Regions from separate parts of the Homo sapiens genome. Here region 1 is linked to region 2. A link is a contact called in ENCODE Hi-C or POLR2A ChIA-PET data. All regions are on one chromosome and are shown on one strand. The core of a region is the stretch at or near the end of the contact, and the rest is flanking DNA. Distances in the headings are between cores, read along the strand shown. Region 1 holds the start of GPR15LG (G protein-coupled receptor 15 ligand). Region 2 overlaps ANXA11 (annexin A11).

Region 1 (5,312 bases), core at 16-2,515, 4.0 Mb before region 2:
AATAAAAAAGATATAACCTTGAACATATAGGTACATCAATTAATTTTTAAAAATTCTACATGCAAGGAAATAAACAAAATGTTGAACATGGCTACTCTTGAATCATGGAATTGAGTGTTTTTCTTCTCTTTATATATTTCTATAGCTCCAGCTCCCCCCACCCAAAAGTTTGAGTAACCATAACCACTAAAACAAAAAATAAATGTAGGCAGTTTCTAGAGGGTTAGACAAGAGAAAAATGGATTGAAACACTCAGCTATCTGAATCAAGAAAGGCAGCCAGGCATGGTGGCTCACGCCTGTAATCCCAGCACTTTGGGAGGCCGAGGTGGGAGGATTACGAGGTTAGGAGTTCAAGACCAGCCTGGCCAAGATGGTGAAACCTGTCTGTACTAAAAATACAAAAATTAGCTGGGCTTGGTGGTGGGCACCTGTAATCTCAGCTACTTGGGAGGCTGAGGCAGAGAATTGCTTGAACCCAGGAGGCGGAGATTGCAGTGAGCTGAGATAGCGCCACTGCACTCCAGCCTGGGTGACAGAGCAAGACTCCATCTCAAAAAAAAAAAAAAAAAGAAAAAAGAAAAAAGGGCAAGAGAGCTAAATATTCATATCTATAGAGGTAAAAAGATGGTGTCCCCTTCTAAACATGCATAAACATACCCCACCTCCCTACCACACACACCTTCATTTCAGCTGCTCATGGATATTTTCTGGGCATGAGGTTTTGGGATGTTCAGACTTAGATGGTCTACTAATTAATGTATTCATTTGCCCAACACTAATTTACTCTGTTCCAAGCATGACACAAGTACAAGAGAATGGCTCCAGAAATTCTAGATAGGTAGGACTTAAGCACAGTAATCTAGCTGAGAGGTTGTATGTGTGTTTGCATGGCGAACACACCACTTTACTTAGGCTGGGTATGTATTTGGGGGTGCAGGGGCTGTGAATGGAACCCCCAAGCCACCTGCAGGCAGTCCTGAGCCCCAAACCTATAGGTTCAGGAGAAAGAGCCCATCTTTCCGGGGCTCAGGACTGCCTGCCAAGGCCTGCCCGCCAAGGCCTGCCCTCCAACAAATCCTGATCAGAGTCTTCCCAGATGCTGAAATCCTGCTCAGGGATCTGCACCCTGGGGGCTGCCCTACCTTCTGTGGAGAAGATGGAGAAGCAGAGAAGCAGGATACAGAGCAGGCTGGAAAGGACTAGAAGCCTCATGGTGAGAAGGCAGATTTTCACGTCCTGGGAAGGGAGCTGTGCTGCAGAAGTCCTCCCTTGGGGCCACCTTGGACATTTATAGAGTCATAGAGAGGTGTTTCCCAATGGGCAGAGCCCTAGTAGCCTTGCAATTCTCCTAAAGGGTAAAGTCAGCCCCTCCCAAGAGGAAAACCAGCCTTTCAAGATGCATTTAGTAACCTGTAACACAGAAAGCTGTAAATGCCCAGCCCAGAGAGGTTTCAGAACTGGCTTCAGTGGTGAGAGCAGGAACCAACTGCCCAGGAAGAGCCACTGTCTAGAGTTGAACGTTAACTTTTAGTGTCAGTAATAATCCTATCAAATGCAGCTCTTCCTGCTCATTCCTCAGCTGTGTCTGGAAAAAGGATCATAAAACCCTTGCAGGTTCTGATCCAAGGATGAGTCTTGAGTAACCAATGAGATGTAGAGAGCACAGGTCCTGGAGTCAGATGACCTGGGTTTGAGTCCTGGTTCTGCCACTTAGCAGTGTGACATCAAACTTGTCCTTGAATGTCTTTGAGTCGGCTTCCCATCTGTGAAATGGGCACAGGACTATCTCTCTCACAAGCCTGTATTGAGGCATGTATGAGAAGCCATCTGCACCAAGGTGCTCACACAGCTCTTAAAGGAGGTGGGGCCACAGGTGGACTTTGATGTTTAAGACAGTGATGAAATGAGAAGACACTTCAAGTACAGGGTCACCCTGAACAAGGCCTGGAAGAGAGGAGCCTCTGCCCAGGGCAGGCATGGGGGAAAGTCTGACCACAGGTGCAGGAGGCTCAGATGCCACCCATTCACTGGACACGTGACCTGGGCTGAGCCATGCGCTTGGCTCCAGGGACACAGAAGACACTGTGCCTCGCCTCAAGGAGCTCCTGTTGGTGGAGGAAGCTGTGCAGACAAGTGACTGTCTCACAGCATTGTAAGTGCTGTCTATACTGAAGGAAGGGGACGTAGGTTGCTCAGTCAGAAGGTGGGGGAGGGAGGGGACACTCTGCAGAGATGGAATAAGATTGGGTCGGAGATGGCCTGGCATGGTAGGCCAGGTCATGGTGGGCTTCCTGGACCAGCAGAGGAATCAGACTGGCAAAAGGGAGGCCGGGGGATCCTTCAGCCGGGTAGAGACTGATGACAGGAATGCTTTGGGCTCCTTTTCCATCAGAGTGGGTCTGAGTTCCCTTTAATAATGGTGCATGGGTGCCTGAACACTTGCTAGGCTCTGGCCTCAGATGGTGTCAGAGGGTTCAGAGCCCCTGGGCCTATGAGAGGTGGTGGGTAGGAGGAATATTTTTCGGAAGAAATTAGGATGTTTCCCATGCACCCTGATGAGCCTCTGCCTGGGCTGCTCTCAAACCTCCACTCCCAAACTGAGGGAAGAGAGATACCCTCTCATATTGTTTTATATTGTTTTATACTCAGTACCTCTTTTAAGAAAAAACAAGGAAGTAAAACCAAAGACAGGCAGCCCGGCGCCAGGCCTGAAACCAGGCCTGGGCCTGCCTGGACTAAACCCAGTAGTTAAAAATCAACTCATAACTTAAAAACCAATGTTATTCATAGATTCCAGACATTGTATAGAAGAACATTGTGAAACTCCCTGCCCTGTTCTGTTTCTCTCTGACCACCGGTGCATGCAGCCCCTGTCACGTACCGCCTGCTTGCTCAAATCAATCACGACCCTTTCATGTGAAATCTTTAGTGTTGTGAGCCCTTAAAAGGAACAGAAATTGTGTATTCAGGGAGCTCAGATTTGAAGGCAGTAGCTTGCCGATGCTCCCAGCTGAATAAAGCCCTGCCTTCTACAACTCAGTGTCTGAGAGGTTTTGTCTGCGGCTCACCCTGCTACATTTCTTGGTTCCCTGACTGGGAAACGAGGTGACTGACGGATGGCCGAGGCAGCCCCTTAGGCGGCTTAGGCCTGCCCTGTGGAGCATCCGTGAGGGGAACTCCGGCCAGCCTGAGTGACGTGATCCAAAGAGCGCTCCCGGGTAGGCAATTGCCCCAATGGAACGCCTTGCCAGAGCAGCGTGTAGCAGGCCCCCACGGAAGATTAACACAGTGGCTGAACACCAGGAAGGAACTGGCACTTGGAGTCCGGACATCTACAACTTGGTAAGACTAGTCTTTGGAACTTGCCCCACTCCATCTGAGTGGAAGCGTGGCCTGATCACCCACAGTGTGCCTGTATTGGCATTTTGTTCTGGTTTTGACTTGGCTTGAGTTGGTAAGACTAGTCTTTGGAACTTGCCCTACTCCATCTGGGTGGAAACATGGCCTGATCACCCACGGCATGCCTGCATTGACACTTTTGTTCTGGTTTTGACTTGACTTAGATTGTGTGATACTTTGGTTTTAGTTTTGACCTGGCTTGGATTTCTGGATACTCTGATTTTGGTTTGGTGTAAACTGCAAAAGTGTGTGTGTGCCCTTTTTACCTGTTTTTTGTTTTGTGGTGTGTGTGTGGTGTGAACATGGTGTTTTGTCTTGAAGAAGCATGGGTCAGGCAAAAATAAGCCCACCCCACTAGGAACTATGTTAAAAAAAATAAAAATTTCAAGAAAGAATTTAAGGGAGATTACGATGTTACTGTGACACCAGGAAAACTTAGAACTTTGTGTGAAATAGACTGGCCAGCATTAGAGTGGGTTGGTCATCAGAAAGAAGCCTGGACAGGTCCCTTGTTTCAACGGTATGACACAGGGCAACCTGTAAGCCAAGGCACCCAGACCAGTTTCCATACATAGACAGTTACAGCTGGTTTTAGACCCCCTTCCCCTCCACAGTAGTTAAAAGAACAGCAGCATAAGCAGTTGGGAGAGGCAAGGAAAGACCAGCAGAGAAAAAAAAAAAAGAGGCCATCTATACCAATTCTAAGTTAATTTAGACTAAACAAGGTCTTATTAATAGCAAAGGATAATTGAAATCCCAAACTTACAAGGTTTTCAACAAAAGTGAAGTTTGCTAAAAGTTAACAGCATAACATATATTGTGGTAACTTCTAATCTTGTGGCCTTAGAGAGTCTAGTCCAAAGACATAAAGAAAGTTCGCTTTAAAAAAAGGAATGGTTATCTTCAAAAAAAAAAGCGGGGGGGAGGCAGAATTTATGTAAAAAGAGTGTTATATGGTAAATTCTTGTCCTGAAATAAATTAACTGGTTGTTTAAAGAAAAAAAATGTTTGTAATAAGTCAGAAAGTTGAGGCATGTTGAAGAATTGTCGGCGAAAGTTGTGAAAGAAAAAATGTTATAAAAAAATTTATGCAAAAAAGCCTCCTGAGTACTACTATTGAAGAAACAGTTTATGTGCAAGGTGTATAAAAATAGTAAAATATACCTTTGGTAAAAAGATTATAAGGAGGCATAAGAATGTGGATTTTTACCAACATTAAAAGGTTAAAAAATTATTGTTTTGAAAGTTTAAGCAAGTTTTAAAACTTTAATTGTAAAGAAAATTCTGTGTATAAACATATTAGCTAAAGTTAAAAAGGTATCATCCAGCTTTTCTGTGAACTGGACATTAAAGTAAAAATGCAACAGGTTTTTCTTAAAGCATCAACCTGCTCTTTAACAAAAATTATAAAAGGTTAAAAAGAGTCTATAAAATCTCACCTTATGGTCAAACATGAAAAATTGGATAAATATATCTACAAGGTTTTATTAAAATTAAGTTTAACATTAATAACACACTAATATAAAGGTAAAATTTAGCTTATCTGGTATAAAAATCATACAAGAAGCATTATTAAATATAAAATGGTGTTTAACTTTCTTTGGTCTAAAAACTAATAAAAATAGGTACTAAAGGAAACATTCCTTTTACTAGAGGATCATAGAAGTTAAAGACTTAAAACAAACTTTGGAAATTAAGACAGCATACCAAGATGCAAATGCCTGGTTGAAATGGATCAAATATTCCATCTGCACATTAAACAAAAGCAATTGTTATGCTTGTGCACATGGCAGGCCAGAGGCCCTGATTGTCCCCCTTCCACTAAGGTGGTCCTCCAGTCGACCAGGCGTGGGCTGCATGGTAGCTGTTTTCCAGGATTCTACAGCCTGGAGTAATAAGTCATGCCAAGCT
Region 2 (5,093 bases), core at 2,377-4,876:
TGGTTTAATATTTCCCTTGTTGAAGAAAGCTGGCTGAGTTAGGTAGACATGTTCACAGAGCTCTTATGCAAAGAGAACAGAGGCCTTTGGAAAGAGAATGCCATAGAAGGATCTGGAAGGAAAGAGAAGGAATGGTCACTGTATATATTAGTTTTCTTTAAAGTTTTTTTTGTTGTTGTTTGTTTTTGTTTTTTGAGACAGAGTCTCACTCTGTCACCCAGGCCGGAGTGCAGTAGCACAATCTCGGCTCACTGCAACCTGTAGCTCCTGGGTTTAAGCAATTCCTGAGTAGCTGGGACTACAGGCACGTGCCACCATGCCTGGCTAATTTTTGAATTTTAATTTTATTTTATTTTGAGACAGAGGTTTGCTCTTTTTGCCCAGGCTGGAGTGCAATGGCATGATCTCGGCTCACTGCAGCCTCCACCTCCCGGGTTCAAGTAATTCTCCTGCCTCAGCCTCTCGAGTAGCTGGGATTGCAGGTGCATGCCACCACACCCAGCTAATTTTGTATTTTTAGTAGAGATGGGGTTTTGCCATGTTGGCCAGGCTGGTCTCAAGCTCCTGACCTCAGGTGATCCGCCTGCCTCAGCCTCCCAGAGTGCTTGGATTATAGGCATGAGTCTCTGTGCCTGGCCAATTTTTGTATTTTTAGTAGAGACAGGGTCTCACTATGTTGCCCAGGCTGGTCTCAAACTCCTGGCCTCATGCAGTCCGCCCACCTTGGCCTTCCAAAGTGCTGGGGTTACAGGCGTGAGCCACCGTGCCTGGCCAATAGTTTTCTTTAAAAATTTTTTGGCCAGGCGTGGTGGCTCACGCCTGTAACCCCAGCACTTTGGGAGGCCAAGGCAGGCGGATCACGAGGTCAGGAGATCGAGACCATCTTGGCTGACATGGTGAAACCCTGTCTCTACTAAAAATACAAAAAACTAGCTGGGCGCGGTGGCGGGCGCCTGTGATCCCAGCTACTCAGGAGGCTGAGGCGGGAGAACGGCATGAACTCAGGAGGTGGAGCTTGCAGTGAGCCAAGATAGGGCTACTGCAGTCCGGCCTGGGCAAAAGAGCGAGACTCCGTCTCAAAAAAAAAAAAAAAAAAATTTATTGTAAATTAACATTTATAATTATGTAAATTTATGGAGTACAAAGTGATGTTATAATCTATGAATACAATGTGAAATAAAGCAAACTAGTTAATATATCCATCACCTCAAATAGTTTTCAATAATTAGTTTTCAATTACTGCTGTAACAAATTACCACAAACTTGTGGCTTAAAACCATGCAACTCTTTTTGTGGTAAAAATATACACAACGTAAAATTTACCATTTTACCCACTGTTAGGTGTGCAGTTCAGTGGTGTTAAATACATTCACTTCGTTGTGCAACAGTCATTACGATGCATCTCCAGAAGGTTCTCATCTTCCCAAACTGACTCTGTACTCAGGAAATGTAAACTCCCCATTCCCTCTTACCTGAGCCCTGGCCAACAGCAGTCTACTTTCTGTCCTTAGGAATTTGACTCCTTTGGAGACTTCATATAGGTGGAATCAGAAGTATTTGTTCTTTTGTGCCTGGCTTGTTTCATTTAGCATAATGTGTTGAAGATTTATCCACATTGTAGCATATGTCAGTTTTCTTCTGTTTTGAGGCTGAATGATATTCTCTTTTTATGTGGAGATCTTGTTTTGTTTATCCATTCATCCATCAATGGGCACTTGAGTTGTTTCCACCTTTTGACTACTGTGAATGAGGCTGCTATGAACATGGGTATACAAATGTCTGTTGGAGTCCCTGCTTTCATTTCCTTTAGGTATATAGGTTGAGTATCCCAAATCTGAAATGTTCCAAAGTCCGAAACTTTGTGAGCTCCAACATGACGCTCAAAGGAAGTGCTCATTGAAGCATTTTGGATTTTGGATTTTTGGATTTTGGATACACAATGGTAAGTATGATGCCAGTATTCCAAAATCTGAAGTCATCTGGTCTGAAGACCACAATGTCTGAAACATTGCTGATCCCACACATTTTGAATGAGAGGTACTCGGCCTGTATGCCCAGGAGTGAGATTGCTGGATCGTATGGTAGTTCTATGTTTAATTTTTTGAGGAATCTCCATACTGTTTTCCATAGTGGCTGCACTATTTTACCACATGGTTTTTTTATCTTTACAGTTTTATCTCAGGGTCTTTTGGATCTCATGGTGCTAAAATGAAGGTGTTGGCAGGGTTGTGTCTTTGTCTGGTGGCCCTAGAGGTGAATGCTTCCTTGCCCTTTCCAGCTTTAGAGGCCATTTGAGTTCCGTGGCACTTGGCCCTTTTCCTCCATGGGTGGAATCCCTCTCATGCTTGGACTCTGTCCTTCTTATTCTTCCTTTTCATCCTTAACCCAGCAACAAAGGCTCTCTGCTTTGAAGGACGCTTCTCACTGGATTGGGCCCACCCGGATAATCTAGGCTAGTCTCCCCATTTCATGGCGGGTAACCCTAATCACCTCAGGACAGTCCCTTTTGCCACCTAAAGTAACGCATTCACAGGTACCGGGGATGTCTTTGAGGGACCTAATCAGAGAAGCTGATGGTAGCTGAGTTTCAGGCTCTGAAAAGCCCTCCCTCTACCCCTCCCCTTACCAGCATTTTCCTGAGGCCCCGGGACCCTAAGGGTTGGCTGGACACTCCCCTCACTGTGTGGGCTGGGCTGGTCCCCTGGCGGGAGCCTGACACCTGAGTTTAGTGTGTGCCCAGGATCTGTGACCCTTTTCTCCCTCTCGAAATGTCAGAGCCTGGCTTCTTTGGCCACTAGGCGTGTTGGTCACAGAGTGAAGATAACTGTGTCCTGCTTTACAAAGCGCGTTCCTGTTCTTTTTACTTTTAGTCCTCATAGTAATCCAAGGTAGGTGGGGTACATCAGGTCTTTGCAGATAGAATGGAGGTTCGGAGAGGTTAAGTTGCCCAGGGGGGTCACACAGCAAGCAGTTGCGTTAGGAACCAGACCTTGGCTCCAGGCTAATGCCTCCTAGGGACTAAGTTAAAATTAACTGAGCACCTGCTGTGTGCTAATACCTGTTGTAGTGCTATATATATATATATATATATATATATATATGTGAGAATACTACATTCTCACAGCTGTGTAATGAGATGGATGCATTTTTCCTCTTTTCACAGGTGAGGAGAAAGGCTCAGAGTGGTCAATCTATATATCCAGGGTCACACAGCTAACAAGAGGTAGAGCTAGAATGGAATCATTGTCACTGGACTCCAAACCCTGTGTACCATCCCAGTGGCCTAGCAGCAGTGTTAGAAGATGATATCAGAGCTGTGTGGGCTGCGGTAAAACTCATGCAGCAGAATTGAGAAGTCCCTTGTGACTGTCCTGTGATGTTTGGGGCCCTTGACGGGGGAGTGTGGGCCGTGAAAAGATGGGGGAGCTGGTTTAGAGTGTGTGAGAGAGAGTAATTGGGGGTGGTAGAAGCCTGCCAAGAATCTAGGGGTAGACATTGTGAAAGCCAATGTCAGTGAGGCTCAGGCCCAGTGTCTTGGAGCTGCAGAGCTTCCCTTTACCTCCCACTGCAAAATGAGGGAAGGGTTTAGAGAAGTTTCTGCTTCCTTCCGGCAGAGCTGCTGCAAGGGTTGTCTTGTAGATAGTAACTACCACAGGACTTGGGGTGTGGCACATCCCTGTGGGCCCAGGAGATCTGGGAGAAGCTGGGTTGGACTTTGCAGTAACTGGAGTGACCTGACAGCTAAGAGGGGTGGGATTGACAGGGAAGCCTCAGCCACCCTGGGACTTGTGCCCAATTGACATCAGCTCACTACCATTGTTTTGCTGGTCCCTCCTAGGCGGGCCCTGGCAGAAGCTCCCTCTGCTCAGGTGGTGTAACTGGCGGTGGCTTCCCCTTGCGGAAGTGGGTAAACAAAGACAGAGACCTGTGTCTCCTCCCCGCCCCTGCCACCTGCACTTATAAACACAACCCACTGTTTCCCTTTTTGGGAGTGTGTGAGAGAGAGAGAGAGTGTGTGTGTGTGTGTGTGTGTGTGCACGCGCGCACATGCGCGTGCATCCTTAGGTTCCGTCTAAATCCGTTCAAGCTGCTGTAATAAAATATCATAGACCGGGTGGCTTATAAACAACAGAAGTACATTGCTCACAGTTCTGGAGGCTGGAAGTTGAAGATGAAGGTGCCAGCAGACTCAGTGTCTGGTGAGGGCCCACTTTCTGGTTCACAAATAGGATAGCACCTTCTCCCTGTGTCCCCACATGGTGGAAAGGGTTGGGCCCTCTGGGATCTCTTTTATAAGGCCATGAATCCCATTCATGAGGACTCCAACCTCATAACCTTCCAGAGGCCCCGCCTCCAAATGTCATCACACTGGGAGTTGGGATTTCAATAAATGAATTTTGGGGAGACAGAAGTATTCAAACTATAGCAGGTCCTGGCCACACTTTGGAGTCAGGACTTGGGTGGGGGGCTTTTTCTGTCACTGCCACTGTGTCTGTTGCAAGAACCTCAGCGTCCTCCAGGACCTGAGTGCCCATCACGTGCTGGCCTGCGAGGCAGCCAGATATTAGCACTGTGTCTCTGTCACTTTCTTCCTCTGCTGCCCACTTTCCACTCCTCAGAAATTCTGAATTGGACTCAGCATTTGACTGAGCATTGGCTCTTATGTGAGCCTGTTTGGTGTGGGCAGGCCTCAGAGGTGACTCTGCCCACAAAGAGGAGTGGCCTGGCTTCCAGGGAAGCCTGCCATGGAGGAGCGTGACGGAGAGATCTGCGTGTGACGCTGTGTGCTCTCGGTCTGCGTTGTATGGAAAGTGAGTTCCTCCTCACTTGCCCCCATCCCCCTTCTCAGCACCTGGTCTGGAGAGGCAGGCAGGAGGAGAGAAGATGGCCCCATCCATGCCACACCTCAGTGAAAATTCTGAGGACAGGCTCTGGTGCCCGCAGGGTTGGAGCTTCATGCAGGCTGAGGCCCTGCCTCTGCGGGTCCCTCTCCCAGGCAGGTTTACTCTCCGAGGGTCTTTCATATCTCCCTGCCCGGTGGCCTCCCTCCACCATCAGTCTTGCCTTCGCTGTCCCCTCTACTCTTGGAGTGG

What was found. A loop is a pair of places that touch in the nucleus more often than their neighbours do. ChIA-PET counts read pairs that join two places held with the same protein, here RNA polymerase II (POLR2A). Pooled maps may share reads with other maps.
Region 1: a pooled map shows a loop between it and region 2 (9-fold over the local background). The contact joins the promoter of GPR15LG here to the enhancer-like site in region 2. A Hi-C loop is called at or near these places in 1 of 37 single-sample maps with no recorded cell type and 2 of 50 pooled maps. POLR2A ChIA-PET finds 5 or more read pairs at or near these places in 1 of 52 experiments (activated CD4-positive, alpha-beta T cell).

The regions. Positions count from the first base shown.
Region 1 is chr10:84,169,754-84,175,065 of GRCh38, reverse strand. GPR15LG (G protein-coupled receptor 15 ligand) reads right to left here and starts at 1,265. Exons shown (of 3, transcript NM_207373.3): 1 at 1,145-1,265. The coding sequence starts at 1,214. CERNA2 (competing endogenous lncRNA 2 for microRNA let-7b) reads left to right here and starts at 2,990. Exons shown (of 2, transcript NR_134505.1): 1 at 2,990-3,344. RefSeq lists enhancers at 1,746-1,795, 2,616-2,855, 3,206-3,255, 3,170-3,671.
Region 2 is chr10:80,186,489-80,191,581 of GRCh38, reverse strand. All of the region lies in intron 1 of ANXA11 (annexin A11), which reads left to right. Among named protein-coding and RNA genes, the nearest start is that of ANXA11, 17 kb to the left of the region's middle. RefSeq lists enhancers at 3,198-3,297, 4,938-5,093. Within about 2 kb of position 3,626, at least 26 of the 41 ENCODE cell types and tissues checked have a DNase peak (open chromatin) inside an H3K27ac peak, as active enhancers do.